2 separate regions of the Mus musculus genome follow, and region 1 is linked to region 2. A link is a loop called in an ENCODE intact Hi-C map of the cell type or tissue named here. Cell type or tissue: gastrocnemius. All regions are shown on one strand. Each heading gives the region's core, and the rest is flanking DNA. Links, peaks and the distances in the headings are about the cores only.

Region 1 (11,558 bases), core at 2,239-10,238, 72 kb after region 2:
TACACTACATGGGTCACTGAGTGGAGGATCATCGTAACTAGGAGAAAGAGATCTGGGGACGTGATTTAGGCTGCTGTGTCAGGAGAGGCTTTCTCTAAAGATGGGCTTGACTTGACTTAGGAAGAAGCATGCATACAAATTAGTGACGCAAAGAGATTGCTTTAGAATGGACATTGTAGCTGATGACCTTTTGCTGGGATCGAGCTTGGCTTATTGAAGGATCCAGGGAAAGGCCAGCAATGCCAATAGTGTTAGGATTTAAGGGAAAGAATCACCCCAAGAGGCAGCCTAAAAGCTGAGGCAGCAAGGCTTTGTGCATGTTAAATGCCTTAAGGTTTGTTCTAGGTGCTGTGCTGGCTTCTTGGCCCAGTCTGCATCTCTGCAGGATGACGGCTGTGGGTGGGTTAGAAAGTAGCCACTCCCGCTTGTTTCACACCTTACCTGGTTATGCAGAATGCAGTTTACAGCTGATGTTAGGATGGAGAAAGGCAGCAGGTGAGAAGAAGTCTTAACACTCATCTTTGTCTGTGTCCACAGGTCTCTGGAGAAGCCAACGAAACCCAGATTGCAGAGGCGCTGAGGCGGTACAGCGAGCGGGCGTTTTTCGTTAGGGAGGCTTTGTTTCATCTCTTTAGCCTGACTCATGTGATGGAGAAAACGAAGCCAGACATTTTAAAGGTAAGAACGAGAAACTGGGGAGGGGAGATGGCTCAGTGGTTAAGATCACTGGCTGCTTTTCCAAAAGACCCAGGTTCAAATCCCAGTACGTACATGGCAGTTCACAATTCTAGTTCCAGGGGATCTGACACATTCACACAGACAAACATGGAGACAGAACACCAGTTAAAAAAACAAAAACAAAAAACCCAAGAAACTGGTGATGAAAAAATTTGAAATTACTTTTCTAGTAGATTTTATGTATTCAGTCTTTGACTTTTATTTCTTTTTTGTTTTTAATAGGATTGATGATCCCAGTTCGTTATTAGGTATAAATAAGAAGTTGATTGCATATCATTACTGAAGTTTATTGTAGTCTCATTAAGTAATGCTTTTCAGTGCTATGTAGTTACTTCAGTCCAGTATTCCCTGTGATGTTTTATTACAAGGAAATGGAAGTATAGGTTGGGCTCAGCATACAGCTCTGTGTGCCAGCCTTGGATGGCTTCCCACTCAGAAGAGCTTTACAGATACAGTATTTGATAAGGAAGCTAGAGAGGCGGCTCATTGGGAAAGAGCGTTTACTGGGGAAGCATGAAGATCCGACTTTAAATTCTAGCACCACATTTAATAAAGCCAGTGACTTTATATGCCTGTAACTCCTGTGCTGGGGCAGTGGAGACAGGGGATTACTAGGGCTTGCTGCTACCAGGTTAGGTCCATAAGGTGGAATGTGACACAACAGGGCAACCAGTTCTCTCCTCTGGTCTCCACATCTCCATATCTACACACACATGTGCACACACACCACTCACACACATCCCCAAAATAAATGTAGCTCAATTGGTAGAGTCTTGCCTAGGATGCATGGCACCATAGTTTTAATCCCTAGCACTGTATAAACTGGGCATGGTGGCACATGCCTGTAGTTCCAGTACTTGGGAGATGGGGACAAGGAGAATCAGAAGGTCAAGGGCATCCTTGACCATACAGTAAGTTGAAGGAAAGCCTCTGCTATATGAGACTAAGGAAAAAATACCCATTAAGCTAGGTACAACACATACCCTTTAATCCCAACACTCAGGAAACAGAAGTTAATGGATCTTTGCAAATTTGGGGCCACCGTAGTCTGGATAGTGAATTTTAGGTCAGCTAGGGCTACATAGTGAGACCTTGTCATAAAAAAAAAAAAAGTTCCATTAATGTAGCTCTGGATATGTAACCCACTGTTAACAGTCCTGTCTTGCATATGTGTGGTCCTGGGTTCAATCCTTAGCATGACGCAGAAACAGGAGTGTTGTGGGGGAACAGTGAGCCCCCTCAGCAAGGAAAGGAGCTGCTGCCAAACATGGGGAACCGGGTTTAGTCCCCAGAGTTTAGTCCACCTCAACATGGTAGAAGGAGAGAATTGACTGCCAAAAGTTGTCCTCTGATTTCTAGGTACACACATGCATGCACCCCCCACATACACACACCACACACACCCTTAAACACACACACACACACAAGTATCTTCACCTGAACATGGGGGCATCAAGCTGTAACTTCAGGATTCAGGAGGCTGAGGCAGAAGGTTTACCAGTTAGAACCCCAGTGAGCTATATTGCAAGTGTGAGAACAGCCTAGGCTTCCTAAGGAGAGCTTTGAGGCTGGGGAGAGGGCTCAGTAGTTAGAGCACAAGTTGCAAGACTTGGGAGTCTTGAAGTCTCCCAAGTTTGATTCTCAGCACCTACATGATGGCTTATAGCTATCCATAGCTCTAGTTCCAGGTAATCCAACACGCGTGCATGTGCCGCACATATATCCATATACATAAAAGTAAGCCCAAAAATTAAAAGGAAAAGTAAGGAGTCTTTGTCTTAATAAACATTTAAAGTCTAGTGTGGGCATTTGTCCTTAACCCTGGCACTTGTGAGACAGAGGCAAGCAGATCTCTTTGAGTTTGATACTAGCCTTGTCTATAAATTGAGTTCTAGGCTGGCCACGGCTATGTCGAGAGACCCTGTCTCAAGAAAGAGAGGTTGGGTAGTTGGAAAAGCATATTTGCTGCACCAATGTATAGCTTAGTGGTAGAAAACACTTTTTTTTTATCTCTGGCACAAATATTCATAAATAATAATAACCAACATATTTATTTATTTATAGATAGATTTATTTATTTATTTATTTATTTATTTATTTATTTATTTATTTATTATATGTAAGTACACTGTAGCTGTCTTCAGACACTCCAGAAGGGAGAGTCAGATCTTGTTACAGATGGTTATGAGCCATCATGTAGTTGCTGGGATTTGAACTCCGGACCTTCGGAAGAGCAGTCGGGTGCTCTTACCCACTGAGCCATCTCACCAGCCCAACCAACATATTTATGAACACACAAAATTTAAATTTGGTGGACTGGTGAGATGGCTCAGTGGTTAAGAGCACTGACTGCTCTTCTGAAGGTCCTGAGTTCAAATCCCAGCAACCACATGGTGGCTCACAACCACCCGTAATGAGATCTGACATCCTCTTCTGGTGCATCTGAAGACAGTTTAGATATAATAATAAAGAAATCTTTAGGCCGGAGCAAGCAGGTTGACTGGAGTGAGCAACCTTCATTTCCAGCAACCACATGATGGCTCAGAACTATCAGTACAACTACAGTGTACTCAAATACATATAAATACATACATACATACATACATACATACATACATCTTTAAAAAAATTAAATTTGGTAAGGCTACGTGGGCCTTAGAGATCTATATGTATATATTTTCTATACCTTATGTAGATTCAGCTTTGAAATCTAGTGAGTGTAAGACTTTATTTTGTATTTCATTTAGTAGCCAAAATCTGAAGAGGTGGATTTTATCTTCCATTTTACAGATTGTGAAACTGAGGGCCTTTGAGGTTAATAAACAATAAGTCAGAGCCAGAACTGACTTGATCTCCTAAATATATTAAATATTCCAGTGGAGTTCTCAGATAGGAACTGTAACATTTTATTTTTGTCACGAATACCTGTCACTCTGTATAAACCGGAAGAGGCTGGTGCTTGTTTTGTCTTTTTCCTTCCAGTTTCCCTCCCCCCTCCCCTCCTCTCCCCTCCCCTTCCTTTCTTTCTTTCGTTGGTTCGTTCGTTCATTCGTTCATATTTACTTACATACTTATTTACTTATAGGATTTCTCTGTGTAGCTATGGCTGTCCTGGAATTCTCTGTGTAGACCAGGCTGGCTTCAAACTCAGAGATCCTCCTGCCTCTGCCTCCTGAGTGCTGGGACTAAAAGCTGGCATTAAATCAGCTCCAGCTTTGATTTTTATAAAACTGAGCACAAAGGACTAGATCTCCAGCCCTGATTTGAAATATTCACTAACTTACTTAGAGATTAAAGATTAAAGCTCATTCATAGTTTTGCTGTAAAAGAAAGCTAAGAGGAAAAATGGCAGTTGATTCAGCTGATTAAGGAAATAGAATTAAAGGACAGTTTTGGTTTTATTTAGACCGGATCTTTCTATATCATCTGGTTTGGCCTCAAACTTAACAATCTTCCTGCCTCCGACTCCTCAGTGCTGGAAGTGCAGGCATGTGCAGTGCCCCTCCCCCTTTAAACTAAGTAAAAGAAGAGTAGTATTGTAAATTTTTAAATGGATTTTTAAAATGACACAGAAGTAATCACTTCCTTGAGTAGGCAGACACGGAAATGATCTGTATATCCATGGAGAAATCAACTGTCGAGAGGATGACAAAAGGTCATTTATGGGTGGGCAAGGAGACGTGCATTGTCTGTGTCCTGGGGCGAAGACTACATGGGGTAGCTAGAATCCGAAGTTCTTGTCTAGTTAGTTCAGTTTCTTAGTGTGGTGGAAAGCTAGGTTTTCCAGGGCTGGCGAGAAGGCTCAGTGATTGATTAAGAGTATTTGCCAGTGACTCACAACTGCCTGTATCCAAGGGATCCAATACCATCTTCTGGCTTCTGGGGGTATATACACACATAAGTAAACAAATAATTAGCTGGGCGAGGTGGCGCACGCCTTTGATCCCAGCACCACTCAGGAGGCAGAGGCAGGCGGATTTCTGAGTTCGAGGCCAGCCTGGTCTACAACGTGAGTTCCAGGACAGAGAAACCCTGTCTCGAAAAACCTAAAAAAAAAAAAAAATTGGGGTTTGTTTGTTTGTTTGTTTGTTTGTTTGTTTGTTTTAGAGAAAGGGCTTCCCTGTGTAGTCCTGGCTGCCCTGGACCTCAGCCTGTAGACCAATCTGCCCTTAAGCTCACAGAGATCAGCCTGCCTCTGCTTCTTGAGTGCTGGAATTAAAGGTGGGCTCACCACTGCCCAGCTATGAAATACATTTTAAAGAAAATTAAGAACTGAAGAATGGGGAGGACTCTAGAGGGGAAAGAAGATAAGTGAACAATGGTTTTCTTGTCAGGGAGAGGATGTGTTTTATTGCATCTGGCTGGCAGCACTGTCACGGAAGGGACTGGCAACTGAGAGTGATAATGCCCTAGGCTCTTTACATTCGAACATGCTTTTAAAGTTACTCTGTGGTGAGGGTTTGTATTTATGAGGTGAATCTAAAGGACTAATTGACTTTTTTGTGTTTTCAGCTTGTGGTTACTGGGATGAGAAACCACCCAATGAATTTGCCCGTGCAGCTGGCTGCAAGTGCCTGTGTGTTTAACTTAACTAAGCAGGACCTTGCTTTAGGCATGCCTGTCCGGCTCCTCGCTGATGTGACCCATTTGCTGCTCAAGGCCATGGAACATTTTCCTAATCACCAACAGGTGAGCACCCTCAATTCCCACTCAGGGGGTCCTGGGTTCTTCTTTCCTGCCTCCTGCTTCTGCAGAGTCGAGTTTAATAAATCAGGTCTTTTGTTTGTTGTTGGTTTGCTTGCTCTTGAACTCCTGATCCTCTCAAATCCATTTCCAACGTCCAGAGATTAGGCATGTACCACCATGCCAGAATTAAAACTTATGGGGGTTCTAGGCGTGGTGGTCTTTTCCTTCAATCTTAGCGTTTGGAAATCAGAGAGACTGGTGGATTTCTATAAGTTTGAGGGTAGCCTGGTCTTGGAGCAGCCAGAGCTACATAGAGAAAACAATACCAAGGGCTGGAAAGATAGCTATGTGGTTAAGAGCACTGACTGTTCTTCCAGAGGTTCTGAGTTCAATTCCCAGCAACTACACAGTGGCTCACAACCATCTGTAATGGGATCTGATGCCCTTTTTTTTGGTGTGTGTGAAGATTGTAATAGTATAATCACATACATAAAATAAATAAGTCTAAAAAACAAAACAAACAAAACCAAAAACACATTGGTGTATTTCACAAAGGAAAACTGAGAAAAATTAGAATAAAAGATTAGGAAGTAAAGGTATGGAAAATAATGTGCTAAGAATCAAACCCAGGCCTTGGCTGATGTTAGGCAAGCACTCTTGACACTAAGCTGCAACTTCAGCTAGATTTCTTTTGGAGATAGGAAAACATGCTAAAACTGGGCAAGAGATGTAGCTCAATTGGGAGACTGTTTGCCTAGCATACACATTCACTTATGGGCTCAGCTGGACTACAGGAGACTCAAAAAAAAAAAAGAAGAGAAGAGAAGAGCAACTGTAATAAATAAACGTAACTGGTGATAGGTGCATAGGCTAAAATTCACACATAACGGGAATTGTATATTATGTGAATTATGTCTTGATAAGTCTGTGATATAGTTCAAAAGAACCTGTGTAAATACTATGCTAATTTTTAAAAAGAACCAGTATAAATACATAAACCAGTATAAATACTATGCAATACAACCAATTAGAAGCACCAAATAATTATCAGTCTGGGGTTAGTCATACACCAGAATACTTAAAAACAGTAATGAAGCCGGGCGGTGGTGGCGGAACTGAAGGAAGAAGGGTTTTCTGTGGATTATTCTTTGAGGTTACAGTCCATTGTTGTGGGGATATCACAGCAGCAGGAGAAGAGGGCTGGCTGGTCACATCCCATCAGTAGTCAAGTAATGGTGGTTTCTAGTGTTTAGCACACCTTTTCCACTTATACAATTCATGATCCTAGTTTAGAGGATGGTACCACCCACAGTGGTTGACTCTTCTCACCTCAATTAACCTAATCAAGATAACCCCTCAGAGATGCTCAGAGGCCCATTCTTCAGGTGATTCTAAATCTACCAAATTAACAATTAACCATCATAGTAAGAGACCCTGTGACTTTGACTCAATGTGAAGAATAATAGTGGAAGATTACCAGTGTACCTCTGACTTCCACATGCTCATACACATCATACCGGTAACACATGCACTCCACAGATAAATTGCTTTAAATGAGAACATTTAATATTGCTTAATTTCTGGGGCTAGTGGTTTAGAGCACTTGCTGCTCTTTCAGAGGATCTCCATGAGTTCCGAGCACCTGCATGGCAGCCGGCAGTCACCTGCAACTCCGGCTCCTCGGGGAGTCTGCTGTCCTCTTCTGGTCTGTGCAGGCGTTGCATAGACATGGGACACATGGCATTTCAGAGTTTGAATTTTCATATTTTTCTACTCAACTGGTAAAGTCCATGCCAATGTTCCCAAATCTAATCCTTGTCCATCTGACACTCTTGTCAAGCTACTTGGCCTTAGGATGACCTTCCTATTCCCATAATAGGTCCACTGCTTTTCTTAACCATTTTTCAAGATATTGGCTCCAACATAGCCTGCTCTTTGAAATCTTGTCTTACACTAAGGGCTCTGAAGTCTGTTTTCTCTGCTTCCAGACATTTTAGATAGGGAGTGCTGCACTGCTGGGCACTCGAGAGAGGTAGTCAGGACAGTTGAAAACCAGGCAGGCTTCCTGAGGGATGAAATACCTGAGCCTAGTACTGGAGCCTCAGAGTATAGCTCAGTTGAGAGTGCTTGCTGTGACTATACAAAGCCTAGGGTCCCTAGCTTGCCTGTGATGCTAGCATTCGAGAGGTGAAAGTGGGAAGATTAAAGGTTCAGAGTCATCCTCAGCTGCGCGGGGAGTCACAGCCCAGCACAGGTGGGGGCGAGCGGGGAGGGCTAGAGAGCTGGCTTAGAGAGTTTAAGACTTGCTCTTACAGAGGACCCAGGATTGGATCCCAGTACCAACACAGCCTTCCAGGGAGCCATTGCTGTCTCTGCACATACCAGGCATACATGTTGTGAGCATATATACACACAGGCAAAATGCTCATAAAATAAATAAATAAATAAATACTTTTTAAAGTTAAAGGCCTTACAAAGATCATAATAATGTACTAATATAAAACTTGAATTGAATCACCATGTTTGAAAGTACAAAGTTTTCTGAAAATAATCAACTTTTTGATAGCAATTATAAAGAACTGACTTAAAGATCAAAATTTTGGTTAGGTGTGACAGTACACACTTTTAGTTCCAGCACTTGGGAGGCAGAGACAGGTTGATCTTTGGTAATTCGAGGCCAGCCTGGTCTACATAGCAAGTTAGGGACAGCCAAAGCTGTATAATAGAGATTTTTGTCTTAAACCAAGACAAAAGATTAATGCTTTTTCAAGATTTAAAAACAGTAGCTGGGGCTAGGGTGGAGCGTAGTTGAGTGTGTGGCGTGCAGTCCTGAGTCCCGAGCTCAGTCTCCTGCACTCGGCATGTGTACACCTTCCTCACACACATTCAGACATTTAAAAAAAAAAAAGACTGACTTTGGCTAAAAGATAACAAAATGATGTTCTATTCAGGATGGGTTTTTTCACTCTCTCCTTTTTATTCTTTAGTTACAGAAGAATTGCCTCCTCTCACTTTGCAGTGACCGGATTCTTCAAGATGTTCCATTTAATAGGCAAGTATAGCTTAACCCCCTGAGTCCAGTCCTGGGACCCATATGGTAGAAAGAGAGGTGATGCCTTCACATTGTCCTCTAAGGTCCACATGCATGCTGTGCGAGAGCATGCTTGTCTGTGTACACTCACACTTAGATATCTAAGTTTAAAAGGTTTGAGCAGACTGCAATACTAAATACTAAAATTATTTCACTGTTGAAGATAAAATGCCAGTATTTTTACATTTTGTGTGTGTGTGTGTGTTTAATACGTGTTTGCACAACATGCATGTGTTATCAGTGTGAATACCAGAGGCTGACATTGGGTTTCTTCCTCAATCGCTCCTCACTTTATTTTTCTGAGACAGGGTCTCTCACTGAACCTGGAGTTCACGGAATGGGCTAGACTGGCTGGCCATCAAGTCCCAGGGATCCTCCTGTCTCTGCCTCCCCAGAGTTAAGATTGCAGGTATGCTCTGCCATGCCGAGCTCTTTTACATGGTTGCTGGGGATTTGACTCAGGGCCGCTTGTGTGCACAGTGAGCGCATTACCAGCCGAGCCTTCTTCTCAGCCCCCATGCTCCTGTGTCTCCACCATTGCTCTCATTGTGATGAGCGCAGTGGTGCAGGCCTAGAATCTGCCTGGAAATTTAGCGAGACTCTGTCACAAAATAAAAACAAGGAGCCAGGTGTGTGTGGTAGCAAATACCAGTAATGCCAGCACGTGGAAGATGGAGGCAAGAAGATTCTCAGTTCAAAATCATCTTTGACTGTATACAGAGTTTGAGGACAGCCTGAGCTACATGAGACCCTGTCTCAAAAAAGACATAAATATGGGCTGGCAAGATGGCTTAACTGGTAAAAGTTTTCATAAAAGCCTGACCACCTGAGTTCAAACCCTAGAACCCACAGAGGAAGGAAAGAACTAATTCTCAGAAGTTGTCCTCTGATAGCTGCAGTAAATAGAGCATGCGTACACTGCACATCATACACAAACACACACTACTAGCAAGTAAAATAAAAATAATAGCCAATATAAGTAAATAAAATAAGATAAAAGGCTAGGGATATAGCTCTGTGGTAGAGCATTGACCTAGACAAGGCCCTGGATCCAATCCCCAGCACAGGAAAGAATAGAAAGGCAACATTTCCAAAACACTAACGCGTGATTTGTAGTCTCTTTCACTAAGAGGAATTCCCTTTCCTTCCCACGTCCCAAGTTGCACCATCGACCCACATCTGGCTCCCTGAAGCCATGCCTAGACCTCCACTATTGAGGAAACCCTCTTGTGTTTTCAGGTTTGAAGCAGCCAAGCTTGTCATGCAGTGGCTTTGCAACCACGAAGATCAGAACATGCAACGCATGGCCGTGGCTATCATTTCCATCCTGGCCGCCAAGGTACCTGAACTGTGCTGAGTGATTTCCTAGAGGAAGTTACTACCGCCCACATTGGGGCCCGTGCCAGAAAAGCACCTCTTTGCTGGCCTCCCTGTTAACTGTGATAAATATTGCCAAATTGGAGGTTGATGAGCTTTCAGTCTGGCCGTGGAGGCTGTTACGGCAGTCTGTAGTAAACTCACACCAGTTAATTCTTCGACATTTACTTTATCTTGTATTTGCTTCCAGCTCTCTACAGAACAAACTGCACAGCTTGGTGCTGAGCTCTTCATTGTCAGGGTAAGTTTACTGGCCCTTGATTTAGGCCACTACATAGTGTTTGCTTTTCATATTGAAGTAAATTTGTTTTATGTATATGAGTGCTTCGATCCCATGTATGTCTGTAACATGTAGAAGTGGCCTGGTGCTTGTGGAGGCCAGAAAAGCACATAGAGTCCCATGTGACTAGAGTTACAGATGGTTATGAGCTGCCATGTGGGTGCTGAGAACTAAACCCAGGGCCTCTTGAGAGCCCAAGTGTTCTTAGTCACTGAGCCATCTCTCTAGTCCCTGCTAGTTTAGTCCTCTCCTCTCCCCTCATGTCCCCTCCTCCCCTCCCCTCCCCTCCCCTCCCCTCCCCTCCCCTCCCCTCCCGTCCCTTCTCTCCTCCTCTCCTCCCCTTCCCTCACTCCCCTCCCCTCCTGACCAGGAGTAGTATGGTATATCTTTTGTGAGTGGGTATGGCTATTAAGTATGTGTTCCTGGGGGTCTAAGCCAGGGAGGGCTTCACACATGCTGAGTCAGCTTTCTATTGAAGAACCACCCCTGTTCCTGCCTATCTCTCTCTATATTTTAATTAATTTACTTTTATTCTTTGTTTGTGTGCTTTGTGTATATGAGTGTTTTCTCTGTATGTACATTTGCATACCAGAAGAGGGCATCAGATCCTGTGGGAGTACAGTTATAAATGTTTGTGAGCCACCATTGTAGGTGCTGAGAACTGGACTTAGGACTTCCAGGAGAGTAGCCATGCTCAGACATCTCTCTCTCTAGCCCCTTCACTTTTTCTAAGTGATAGTATTCAACTTTTTAAAAAATGTATTTGTAGAGCTAGGGATTGGTGCATATGCCAGGCAGATGTTCCACCTCCAAGCCTTGTGTTTTTTTTTCCATTTTATATATTTATGTATTTTTATGTGTATGAGTCTTTTGTCCACATGTATGGATGTGTACCATGGGAATGCCTGGTGCACGCAGAGACCAGCAGATGGCAGATAGTCTGAAACTGGAGTTATGGGTGTTGTGAGCCACCATGTGGATGCTAAGAGTCAAATCCATGTCTTCTGCAAAAACAACAAATACCCTTTAAACATTGAGCCATTTCTCCAGGCTCAAATCTATTTTTTTTAAATGCTGTTTTAGTCCTTGACAGATGCAGACAGCCATGAACTAGTCGTCAGTCAGTAAGCTCGGGTTAAGAACACTTGGCGCTCTTGCAGACGACCTGGGTTCCTTTCAAGCTCCCAGCCTGAGTGGCCTACAGTCACCTCAGTTCTCCTTGCAGGGGAGCCAATGCTCCTGTAGCCTGTGCAGCTACTCACACATGGTTCGTAGTCATGCGTGCAGGCACACACACACGCACGACTACGAAGCATGTTAATGTTATTGTAAGTCAAAATAAAAAGACCCATTTCAGATCCAATCGTGGTGGTACATGTCTTCATC
Region 2 (11,558 bases), core at 1,818-9,817:
TGTTCAGGGGCCCAGGTACAATCAGAGCAAGCCTAGCTCTCAAACGTGCCAGTCAGATTTAGCACAGAAACGAAGTGTCCAGCCCTTCTTAAAAGGGGACATGTCCCCCCGCTGGCCAGCAATGTTCAGATCTGGAAGATTCACCCCTGGCAGACCAGCCAGGCCTAACCCTAGCTGACTTCCCATGACTGACACTTTGCTAGCTTTGGAACCTCTCTGCAAGGTCTGTAATAAAAACACTAAAACCTAGAAAGAGTTTGTGGATGCCTTTTGCAGCAGAAAACCAGAAATCAGATGTAATTACCTTACTACCTGGCCTGGGGAAACCTGAAGTCCTGAAAATAGAAAGGGAAGCTACCAAAGCAGTGGGAAATAGTTTTCCATATCTAGGATGTTCCAGTTCTAGCCAGCCTCTTAGCGTTCCCAGCAACATCAAAGACTATTCTCCTTCATTTTCAGTCATCAAATATTTGAAAACACACACACACACACACACACACACACACACACACACACACACACACCAGCTCATGTATAAAGGTATATGACACATTCAGAGCTGCTGGGAATATTGTCATTTGCCCTTTTGATATTTATACGCTTAAGCCAGGCATGCAAGTGCACATCTATGGTGCCTGCACTCCCAAGGTGGAGACGTGATAAGGAGTTCAAAGTCACCCTTCACAACCTTGTGAAAGAGAACCATTCAGGCAGGCTAGGAAAGGAGGAGATACATTAAAGAAATGCAGTGTTTTCAAACACTAAGTTATAACTGAAATAGAACAGCCTGATGAGAAAGTTCATTGTATGTCTTATGGTTAAGACAGTTTGGGCACCAAGGAAGGTCCCACGGAGGACTGTGACAGCTGAGCTGAAGAGAGCACAGGATACATAAGGACTAAGGAGTTGAAGGTGTCACTCCATGCATGACAAGGCAAAGTACAAGGCCCTGGGTGGCTCCATCCCTATCGAATCAAGACAAAGAAATGGAGAGAGTCCAGAAACAGGTGGAAGGGGAAATAAACACGGCACAAATGTGGTAGAAGGAGGCCAAGATAAGGCGGTATGGGTTAGGGAGGCAAGAACCTCAAACACATGAAGAAATTAGAGCTGCGCCTCTCTCCACAATGGGCATGTTACTACAGACCATAACGCACAAAGGGTTCTTAGGAGTAGGAAAGCGGGGCTGGAGGAGTGGAACTCAGTGACATAGTCCTTGCCTAGAGCTCGGGAGGCCCTTGGTTTAATCCCAGTCCCCACAATGGAAAACCACACAAGTAAGCTACCGACTGAGAAATCTCTTCAAGAGAAGGGAAGTGATTAAGATTCACTTTGCATTTTAAAAAACATTGAGCGGGCATCCCAGCACTTGGGAGGCAGAGGCAGGCGGATTTCTGAGTTCGAGGCCAGCCTGGTCTACAGAGTGAGTTCCAGGACAGCCAGGGCTATACAGAGAAACCCTGTCTCAAAAAAACAAAACAAAACAAAACAAAAAAACAAACAACAAAAAAAAATTGCATAAGAGCATATGTTTGCACCAAGAATAATAACAATAATTGATGTTATTTTTGTTTGTTTAATTTGAGGCAGGGTCTTAAATAACCTAGGCTGGACCAGAACTCACTATGTAGCTAAGGATGTCCCTGATCCTGTTGCTCTACCTCCCTGAGTGCTGGGATCTCATGCTAAGCATGTGCATATGCAGTCTGAGCCAGGCCTAGTACTCAGTCAGGGCCTCAGGTACACTAGGTGAGTGCTCTTCCAACCAACCTACAACCCCAGCCCATGGCCAGTGCTCACAGGGCTCTCCTGCACTCCCTGCTCCACATGTCCTTCATGTAACTCATATCAACTACCACAAACTCCTCAAACATGCCTACAGAGTCAGGTCTAAATTCCTTGCTTAGAAAGGCAGGGTACACTGTAGTCCGGGCTCCCTGAACAAACTTAATCTGGAACTGGAGCTAGAGCCCAGTGGTAGAAAACTTCCCCGCTACACTCAGAAGCCCTGGCTTTGTGCCTCAGGACTGCAAAACAGACATTAATTTGACTTGATTCTGAGCAATCCTTAATTCACCTTCCAAAAGAGCTCTCTGTTCCCCAACCTCTCCCGCACTGACTACACAGCTGGCCTCTGTGGACTATGCCCAACCACCCTGGTCCTCAGAGACCACAGAAGGTCAATTCCTCTGAAATTTCTCTTCAATTGGGACATGGACTAGCTCCCAAAGAATAATCTTAGCCGGGCGTGGTAGTGCACACCTTTAGTCCCAGCACTCGGGAGGCAGAGGCAGGCAGACTTCTGAGTTCGAGGCCAGACTGGTCAGCAGAGTGAGTTCCAGGACAGCCAGGGCTATACAGAGAAACCCTGTCTCGAAAAAACAAACAAACAAACAAACAAACAAACAGAATAATCCTGGGTTCCTTATCCAGAGTCACACTATAGTGGACTAATTTCAAGAAACAGAAAGTCATTTCTTGGGAACTAGACTGTAAGCTACTGGAAAGGAGGGCCAGAGCCATTTTCATTCTTTTCCCTTAATTAAAACAATAGGAAAACAACCTACAGACACTGGACACTTGTTTGGGCACTGGTCACTCATACACTCCACCTCCTCACTGCACATAAGAGTCCATTTCTGGGGCTGGTGAGATGGCTCAGTGGTTAAGGAAACCGACTACTCTTCCAAAGGTCCTGAGTTCAAATCCCAGCAACCACATGGTGGCTCACAACCATCTGTAATGAAATCTGATGCTCTCTTCTGGAGTGTCTGAAGACAGCTACAGTGTACTTACATATAATAAATAAATAAATATAGTCAATTTCTGACCTTTTATTACCTCTGCCTGGCAAAGACTTACAATGGTTCCTTTCCTCCTTCAAAGCTTTATTCAAAAGCCATGTCATTGGGCAGTGCCCTTCACTCAGTTCTTTTTATCACATTTCACTTACCTTAAAAAAACTTTTTTTTCCCTCGAAAAAACTAAAACAAAAAAAAAATTTTTTTTTAAAATTTTGTGCTGGATGGTGGCAGCCCACACCTTCTAGCACTTGAGAAACAGAAGCTTGCAGATATCTTAGTTTCAGGCTAGCCTGATCAACAGAAGGACAGTCAGGACTACACAAAGAATAACACCTCAACAAATTAATTAATTTATTAATTTGTTAACAGGCCTGTGGCTCATGCCAAAAACTCAGAAGATAGAGGAAGCAGTTCTGAGTCCAAGGCTAGCGTGGCCTACACTGTAAGTTCTAGGCCAGTCAAGGCTACATAATGACAGTCTCAAAAAAAAAAAGATTTAATTTTTATTATTTTAAATTATGGATGTGTGTATACGAGCATGTGGTGTGGTGGCAGCAGAGGCCAGAGGCATTGGATCTCCTAGAACTTTAAATGGGCTCCTAATTACTGGACCACCACTCCAATCTCCCTCTCCAATTCTTTTTTTGGGCCGGGTTTTGCTATGTAGTTCAGGCTAGTCCTTAACTCCTGAGTTCTAAGTGATCCTCCTTCCTCAGCCTCCCGAACGCTAGAATTACAGGTGCAAGATGCCAACCAATTCTGGCTCGCATTTACTACTAGCATATATTTCATTTATTTCCTGCATGTTAAATGATTCCCTCAAAGACATGTACACCGAGGTTCTACTTCACCCTCACACCTCCAGTCCTAGCACCCTAAACTTGACTACACAGCATCTAGCCTGAGGGCTCCGCCCTCCGCTGCAGGCCCCGCCCCCGATGCACTACAACTTCCCGCCCACAGGCCCGTAGTGACCCTGACCCGGTCCTTAGGCGTCCTCGGCCCGCCACGTGACCACGACTGCACCCCACGCTCGCTCCCCTCCCCTATGTCCCAGGCTGCGCAGTTGGCGCTCACCCTCCGGGTCCTTCTCGCGGTAGCATTGGTAGTGACACTCCACCTCCATGTTCTCCAGGAAGGACTTCACCTGCTCCTCGTCCTGGAAGTCAACCAAGCCCGCCATGATTCCGACTCCCACAAATCGCTTTGTGGCTCCACCCTCAGTTACGTGAGCCAGCCCAGGGGCGGGGCATGCCGGCGGCGTGCGTGACGTCAGCGCTCCTCAGTACGGGGGCGGGTTGGAAGGAAGGAGACGATTACCGCTTCCCATCATCCTTTGCGGTGGTAGCTCCCCACCCCCCCCACCCCTCCAGGCTTTTATTCTTCTTTTTGGACAGCCCTCTCCCAGGTTTCTGCGTCGGTTTATCTGAGGCCATACTGCCCCTTAATGGTTTTCTCCCTGTAGTCTGGATCAGCCAGACATTCTTCAGTTCCGGTTCTAAAGCCGACACAGCCGGGAGCTCAGGTCCCAGCCTTACCAAAGCTTACAGCGTTGGGCTGCAGCTCACCACCAAGTACTCTGAAGCATCGTAAAACAGAACTTGAAATCTATTCCGAAAGCATTCGTTCATTTGGGTGGCAAGCATTTTGAATACCTTGTGTGTCCCAAATATGGCCGGAAAAACCGAAATAAATAAATCTGTGCAATTGCCACGGGATGCCCTTATCTCTATATTCTTTGTAGACCCATCAAAATCATCCATATTAATATGACTGCGAGTTATGATTAGAACACATCAGTGGTCGGGATTATAGTGACAACATGGTCACTATAATAGTTTTAGAACAGCAGCATGGCGGATTGAAGCCAAGGAACACTATGAAGTCATATGATGCAACAGATCTTACCGAAGAGGTTTATTGGGGCAAGGAGAAAGGGAAAGGCCGATTGGGAATGGACTCATGGTTTTAAAAGCAGTTCCATGACACATCTTTCACAGGATAGCACAAGCTCTGCGTTACTCCAGAGCCTCTGGCTAAAACTGACTTTTATGTATGGCTTCTCCTGTTTTTCCTTTGATAGAATCTCACTTTGAGACAATCCTCCCCCCTCAGCCTACTGAGTACTGTTGCAGATACAAGCTCCCACATCCACCTATCCGTGTTCTTTTTATCTTGTTTATATCTGTAATCACTAGAGGGAGCCCTTAGAATACATGGTCCAGGATGAGAAGGCCTGACCTTTACTTTGGAGCCTCCCTCCTTAACCTACTCCTACTGGATACATCTAGAAGCTTACTTGCTTTGTTCTGTATAACTGAGACAGGCTGACTCCATGACAGGCTTCACATTGGCAGTTCAGGAGACTAGACATAAATCTCTGTTTCCAAGAACTGAGCAAGCCCAGGCCTCAGAAGAGGCCACACCACCTGGCCTCCAGGAGTTCCAGGATAGCTTGGAAAACAGTAAGCCATTATTAAAAAAAAATAATAATAATATTTAGGCTGAAGAAGTAGCTCATCTGTTGGAGAACTTGCCTGGTCCCTTGGGTTCAGTCTTCATCATGTCCTAAAACAGGCATGGTGCAATCCTAGCACTTGTTGAGGTAGAGGCAAGGGGGGTCAGGGTTCAAGGTCATTCTCAGTTGCATACCAAGTTCTAGGCCAGCCAGAGAAACTTCTTCTCTTCTCTTCTCTTCTCTTCTCTTCTCTTCTCTTCTCTTCCCTTCCCTTCCCTTCCCTTCCCTTCCCTTCCCTCCCCTCCCCTCCCCTCTCCTCCCCTCCCCTCCCCTCCCCTCCTGTCCCCTCTTCTCTTCTTATCCTTTCTTCTTCTTCTTCTTCTTCTTCTTCTTCTTCTTCTTCTTCTTCTTCTTCTTCTTCTTCTTCTTCTTCTCTCTCTCTCTCTCTCTCTCTCTCTCTCTCTCATTTTCCAGACAGGGTTTCTCCGTAGTCCGGCTGTCCCAGAACTCACTCTGTAGCCCAGGCTTTCCTTGAACGCAGAAATCTGCCTATCTGCCTATCCGCCTGCCTCTGCATCTGAATGCTGGGATAAAGGTATGTATCACCATGCCTAGTTGAGACCCTTGTGTTCAAAATTAATTTCAGTCAGGCATAGTGGCATATGTTTATATTCAGGTGGCTGGGACAGGAAGATAGTTGTGTGTTAAAGGCCAACCTGGGCTACATAACAAGATTGCCTTTGTTGGGGACCAGGAACCACCATAAAAACACTGTTCTCAGTTAAGCAAAAACAGTTTATTGAATGAATACCCCAAAATTGGACATTCAGGGCCACAAAAAGGACTCGGGAACCTAATTTTGTGGTACTAGTGTATTCTCAGGAAAGGCTTATAAAGGAAACACACACTGAGCTCATATGTAGGCGTAGGAAGTGCTGCCCAGTGGTCAGCTCTGACTCAAGCCATTTTAGACATAACAGTTCATATTGACCTTTGATTTTTATGGGTCCGACGTAAAGCTTTGTGGAATTTCTTAAGATTAACATACCACATACAGAACATACAGGGTATATGATTAGCCCAAACTTGAGTCAGGTTATTTTTCTGTGTCCGTGACTGGCAGGCATTTTATAGCAATAATATGAAATAGTTGGTAGGCATGAAACAAAATGGCTACATACATGTTGGTGGAGGGCAGACCTCAACACCTTAAGTAAGAAACTAAACCTAGGGCTGGTGAGATGGCTCAGTGGGTAAGAGCACCCGACTGCTCTTTCGAAGGTCCAGAGTTCAAATCCCAGCAACCACATGGTGGCTCACAACCATCCGTAACAAGATCTGACTCCCTCTTCTGGAGTGTCTGAAGACAGCTACAGTGTACTTACATATAATAATAAATAAATCTTTAAAAAAAAAAAAGAAACTAAACCTAAAAAAATAAAGTTAAATAAATTAAACTCTGGGAACCGATAGTTACTGAGTAGTGTGTTTGCTTAGCAGATGCAAGGCTTTGATTAGCTCTCCACCCCTCTAAAGCAAAAAATACGCATGAAGGAAAATACACAGAACTCTTGATAATAGTTCCTGTGAGTTAGCACAGAGTGTGAGAATAGTGTACAGGAATTCAATGTTTGTGTCTGTGTTCCATGTTTCTTTCTTTCTTTTTTTTTTTTAAGATTTATTTATTTATTATATGTAAGTACACTGTAGCTGTCTTCAGACACACCAGAAGAGGGCATCAGATCTCATTACAGGTGGTTGTGAGCCACCATGTGGTTGCTGGGATTTGAACTCGGGACCTTCAGAAGAGCAGTCGGCACTCTTAACCACTGAACCATCTCCCAGCCCCCCATGCTTATTTCTTATTCAGATTCTGTACTTGGGCTGGGGATATAGCTTACCTAGCTGAGTATTCACTAACACCCTGGAAGGTGTTCAGTCTCCAGCCCCGAATAAAGTGGGCACAGCACAGACGCATGCACTGGTGACAGAGGCAGGAGGACCAGAGGCTTGTGGTCATCCTCGGACATATGAGACTCTATCTAAAATCAGGTTATGGGGGCTGGAGAGATAGCTCAGTGATCAAGAGCACTAACTGCTCTTCCAGGGGGCCAGGGTTCGATTCCCAGCAACCACATGGCAGTTCCCACCTGTCTGTAACTCCTGTTGCAGGGAATCTGACCCCTTCACAAAGACAAAAATGCAGGCAAAATACCAATGCACTTAAAATAAAAGTAATAAAAAATCAGGTTACCTTTTTTTTTAGATTTATTTATTTATTATATGTAAGTACACTGTTGCTGTCTTCAGACACACCAGAAGAGGGCGTCAGATCTCGTTATGGATGGTTGTGAGCCACCATGTGGTTGCTGGGATTTGAACTCCGGACCTTTGGAAGAGCAGTCGGGTGCTCTTACCCACTGAGCCATCTCACCAGCCCCCAGGTTACCTTTATAAGCAGAATAAAATTAGTAAGAGCACTTGCTAAAACCATGCCATTGGGACTGGAGAGATGGCTCAGTGGTTATGAACATTTGTGGCTGAAGAAAGGTTCCATCACGAATAGTTAAGTCCACATCCCAACACCTACACTGGGCAGCTCGAGAGCCTCCTGTACTCCAGCTCCATGAGACTCAGTGCCCTCGTCTGACCTCATCAGGCACTGGCGCTTGTCTGCATACATCACACACATGTACAAGCATGCAAGAAGTGAAAAGAATAGATATATCTTTTTTTAAATGCCCTTCCTTCCTTCCTTCCTTCCTTCCTTCCTTCCTTCTTCCCTTCTTCCCTTCCTTCCTTCCTTCCTTCCTTCCTTCCTTCTTTCCTTCCTTCTTCCCTTCTTCCCTTCCTTCCTTCCTTCCTTCCTTCCTTCCTTCCTTCCTTCCTTCCTTCTTACTTCCCTTCCTTCCTTCCTTCCCTCCTTCCCTCCTTCCTCTCTTTCTTTCTTTACTTCTTTCTTCTGGTCTGGTTCTGTTTGTTTTTCGAGACAGAGTTTTCCTGTGTAGCCCTGGCTGTCCTGGAATTCATTCTGTAGACCAGGCTGGCCTACAATCAGGAGTTCTACTGACTCTGCCTCCCAAGTGCTGAGATCAAAGGAGTCCACCGCTAGGGCCCAGCTCAGTCGTTTCCTTCCTCTTTTCCTTAATGTGTGTGGTTGTTTTGAATGCAAGGAGGTCTATGCACCACCACCCGTGTGCCTGGCACCCAGAAAAGAGAGAGTTTCTGACTCCTTGGAACTGGAGCTGCAGATTGTGGTGGGCCACTATGTAGTTTCTGGGAATCGAATCAGGGTCCTCTGGAAGAGCAGCCAGAGTTCTCAACCACCTTTCCAGGTCTCTATATTTAGTCTTATGAGCTATTTCAGGAGAAGTGTTGATATCTGCTTTCTGTTGGAGTCCTAGTTAGGATTTCTATCGCTGTGATGAAACACCATGACAAAAAGCAAGTTGAGGCAATGGTGGGGTGCTGCTTACTGGATCATTTAGCTTGACTTCTTATAGAATCCAGGACCATCAGCCCAGGACTGACACTATGCTCAAAGGCCTGGGGCCTCCCACATCAATCACCAGTTAAGAAAATGCCCAACTGGCTTGCTTATAATCCAATCTTTTTTTTTAATGTCATTTTTAAAGATTTATCTATTTGTTTGTTTTATGTATGTGAGTACACTGTCACTCTTTTCAGTCACGCCAGAAGAGGGCATCAGATCCCATTACTGATGGTTGTGAGCCACCATGTGGTTACTGGGAATTGAACCCAGGACCTCTGGAATAACAGTCAGAGCTCTTAACCACTGAGCCATCTCTCCAGCCCCCCAACCCAATCTATGGAGGCATTTTCTCTGTTGGGGTTCTCCCCTCTCAGATGATTCTAGCCTTTGTCAAATCAACATAAAATTAGCCAGCAAAGTTAGAGTGTGTTGCTTTTTGTTTGTTTCATTGGTTGATTGGTTTTTGCGACAGTTGCATTTATCTCAGACTGGCCTCAAACTCATATGTGAGCCTCTGATCCTCTTCCAGCTCTACCTCTGAAGTACATCACTAAACCAGGGGGTCTCACCTAGTCCTTCGTGCATATTAGACAGGCACTCTGCTTGGTGTCTGTTCATCGATTCTTTCAGGTTGTTGCATAAAGGAGTTACACTGTCCAAGAACATTATACAAGCTTTGAGGTTTTAAAACTCATGGCAAGGGACAGAAGGGATATTCTATTCACTGTACCTTTCGAGAGCCATGAGCATTTGGAAACTCTTGAAAGATCAGCTGATCATCCTTAGCCTTTGTACCCTCTATCAGGAACTGTCCTATGTCCCTACTCTGGTCATCTTGTAGTTGAATTACTTCATATTCTGGAGGCTCAATTATAGCACCACTGTAGGCAAATTCATCCCTAAATAGCTTCAGTAGTTTCTTTTTATGGTAACTATTGGCAGACCCTTGAAAAGTAGTAAGGGTCTCTGTTGGATCGTTAATATATGGATAGACTCCTCAGTGCTGGCAGGAAGCAGGGCATCACCCTCCTTGCATCATCAAAGAGGTCCACAGAATGTAGGTTCTGGATAGTGGACATTCAATACGATTCCTTTCCATGGGTGGAAAGGCCAATGGGAGGCAGCTGTACGTGTGTTGGGGGTTTGGTAGTGTAGAGAAGTAAGAGAACACTAGGAGGAGGCAACTGAGGACTTGAAGGTGGGTCAGTGACTCTTTTTTTTTTTTTTTTTTTTTTTTTGAGACAGGGTTTCTCTGTATAGCCCTGGCTGTCCTGGAACTCACTCTGTAGACTAGGCTGGCCTCGAACTCAGAAATTCATCTGCCTCTGTCTCCCAAGTGCTGGGATTAAAGGCATGCGCCACCCCGCCCGGCTTTTTGTTGTTGTTGTTAACTCTTTTCTTTATTGCATTTATTTATTTGCTTGTGTGTGTGTATGAGTGAGTGTGTGTGTGAGTGTGAATGTGAGTGTGTATGTATGCACCTGTGTGCAAGGCTAGAGAACTTCAGGTAGATTCTCTAGTATTAGCTAAGTTTTGTTGTTGTTGTTTTGATTTATATTTAAATTAATTAATTTTATGTATATGAATGTTTGGCCTATATAAGTGTGTTTGCACCACGTGCATGCTTGGTGCCTGCAGAGGCTGGACGGACGTTGGATCTCCTGGAGCCGTAGTTATAGGCAGTAGGGAACTGCCACGTGGGTGTGGGAACTGAATCCAGGTCCTGAGCAAGAGTCATCTCTTTAGCAGCCCCCCACCTTGCCCCGGCTCTCTCATCTTTTTTTTTTTTTTAAGATTTATTTATTTATCGTATGTAAGTACACTGTAGCTGTCCTCAGATACTCCAGAAGAGGGCATCAGATTTCGTTACAGATGGTTGTGAGCCACCATGTGGTTGCTGGGATTTGAACTCAGGACCTTCGGAAGAGCAGTCTGCGCTCTTAACCATTGAGCCATCTCGCCAGGCCCCTCTCTCATCTTTTGAGACAGAGCCTTATGCATATAGTCTTGGTGGCCTCAGACTGTTTGTGAGTTTGTTTTTGAGACAGGGTCTCACTGCATAATGTTGGCTAGCCTGAAACTCACAGACATCCTCTTGCCTCTGCCACTCCCCAGCCCCGTTCTGTCTAAGTAAATCTGCCATCACACCTGCATGAACTTATTTATTAGTATGGAAGCAAAATGGTCCTTGAATTCCTGGTCCTCCTGCCTCCGCCTCCTGAGTCACAGGCATTTGTCACCACGCCCGGTCTGACAGTTCTACATCTAAAAAGAGATTCAGACATGGAAAGGTCTCTCAGCCCAGGACCAGGATCCTATCCTGCCAGTGGCAGGGATGCAGGACCAATTATGCTTTTCTATGAGATCATCTTGGAGGCTTGGGATTGGTGTTTGTATATTAACTGACCTTCCTCAGCATCCTTTGCACTAATGGTGACAGAGTCTGGGCAGGGCTCCACTTCTGTATCCTAAGACTTTTCCAGCTCCCAGTTTTTGCATATCTGGGAACCTTCCAAAATGGGCCACACAGTGGTGGGAGTGACCTGCTTTTCCTGCTGTGGCCAGCTAGTCGCTCAAGTCCCTGGCTGTGACAGCTGCTACCCGAGCCCAGACTGCATGTCAAGGATGATTGACTTCAAGTCACACCATCATCACATGACCTGGTGGCCCAGAGCCTGAGTAGAGCTGCGGATCTATGAACCCCTGAGCTTGAATCTGGATGGGTCCTGCCTTACAAGGGAGAGGAATGGAGGTCACAGAAGGAGCTTGGTGTCAAGGCACAAGTGTGACAGTCCTGAACTTT

The links. A loop is a pair of places that touch in the nucleus more often than their neighbours do. Peaks named below come from ENCODE experiments on the same cell type or tissue, not always from the same donor. Only the 100,000 strongest peaks of a DNase experiment are listed, where the experiment ranks them.
Region 1: a loop joins it to region 2, with 2.8 times the contacts of the local background. A loop is called at or near these places in 21 of 42 quality-filtered maps.

The regions. Positions count from the first base shown.
Region 1 is chr4:108,249,070-108,260,627 of GRCm38, reverse strand. Zyg11b (zyg-ll family member B, cell cycle regulator) reads left to right here. Exons shown (of 14, transcript NM_001033634.3): 4 at 538-678; 5 at 5,251-5,427; 6 at 8,412-8,476; 7 at 9,755-9,854; 8 at 10,083-10,133. Among named protein-coding and RNA genes, the nearest start is that of Zyg11a, 37 kb to the right of the region's middle. In gastrocnemius, for the core only: a CTCF peak has its summit at 7,130 (motif pointing left); no DNase peak of the experiment used is centred there.
Region 2 is chr4:108,320,614-108,332,171 of GRCm38, reverse strand. Coa7 (cytochrome c oxidase assembly factor 7) reads right to left here and starts at 4,020. Exons shown (of 3, transcript NM_027250.4): 1 at 3,882-4,020. The coding sequence starts at 3,987. In gastrocnemius, for the core only: a CTCF peak has its summit at 5,005 (motif pointing right); DNase peaks (open chromatin) are centred at 3,804, 4,038 and 5,007; H3K4me3 peaks cover 1,980 bases; H3K27ac peaks cover 4,194 bases.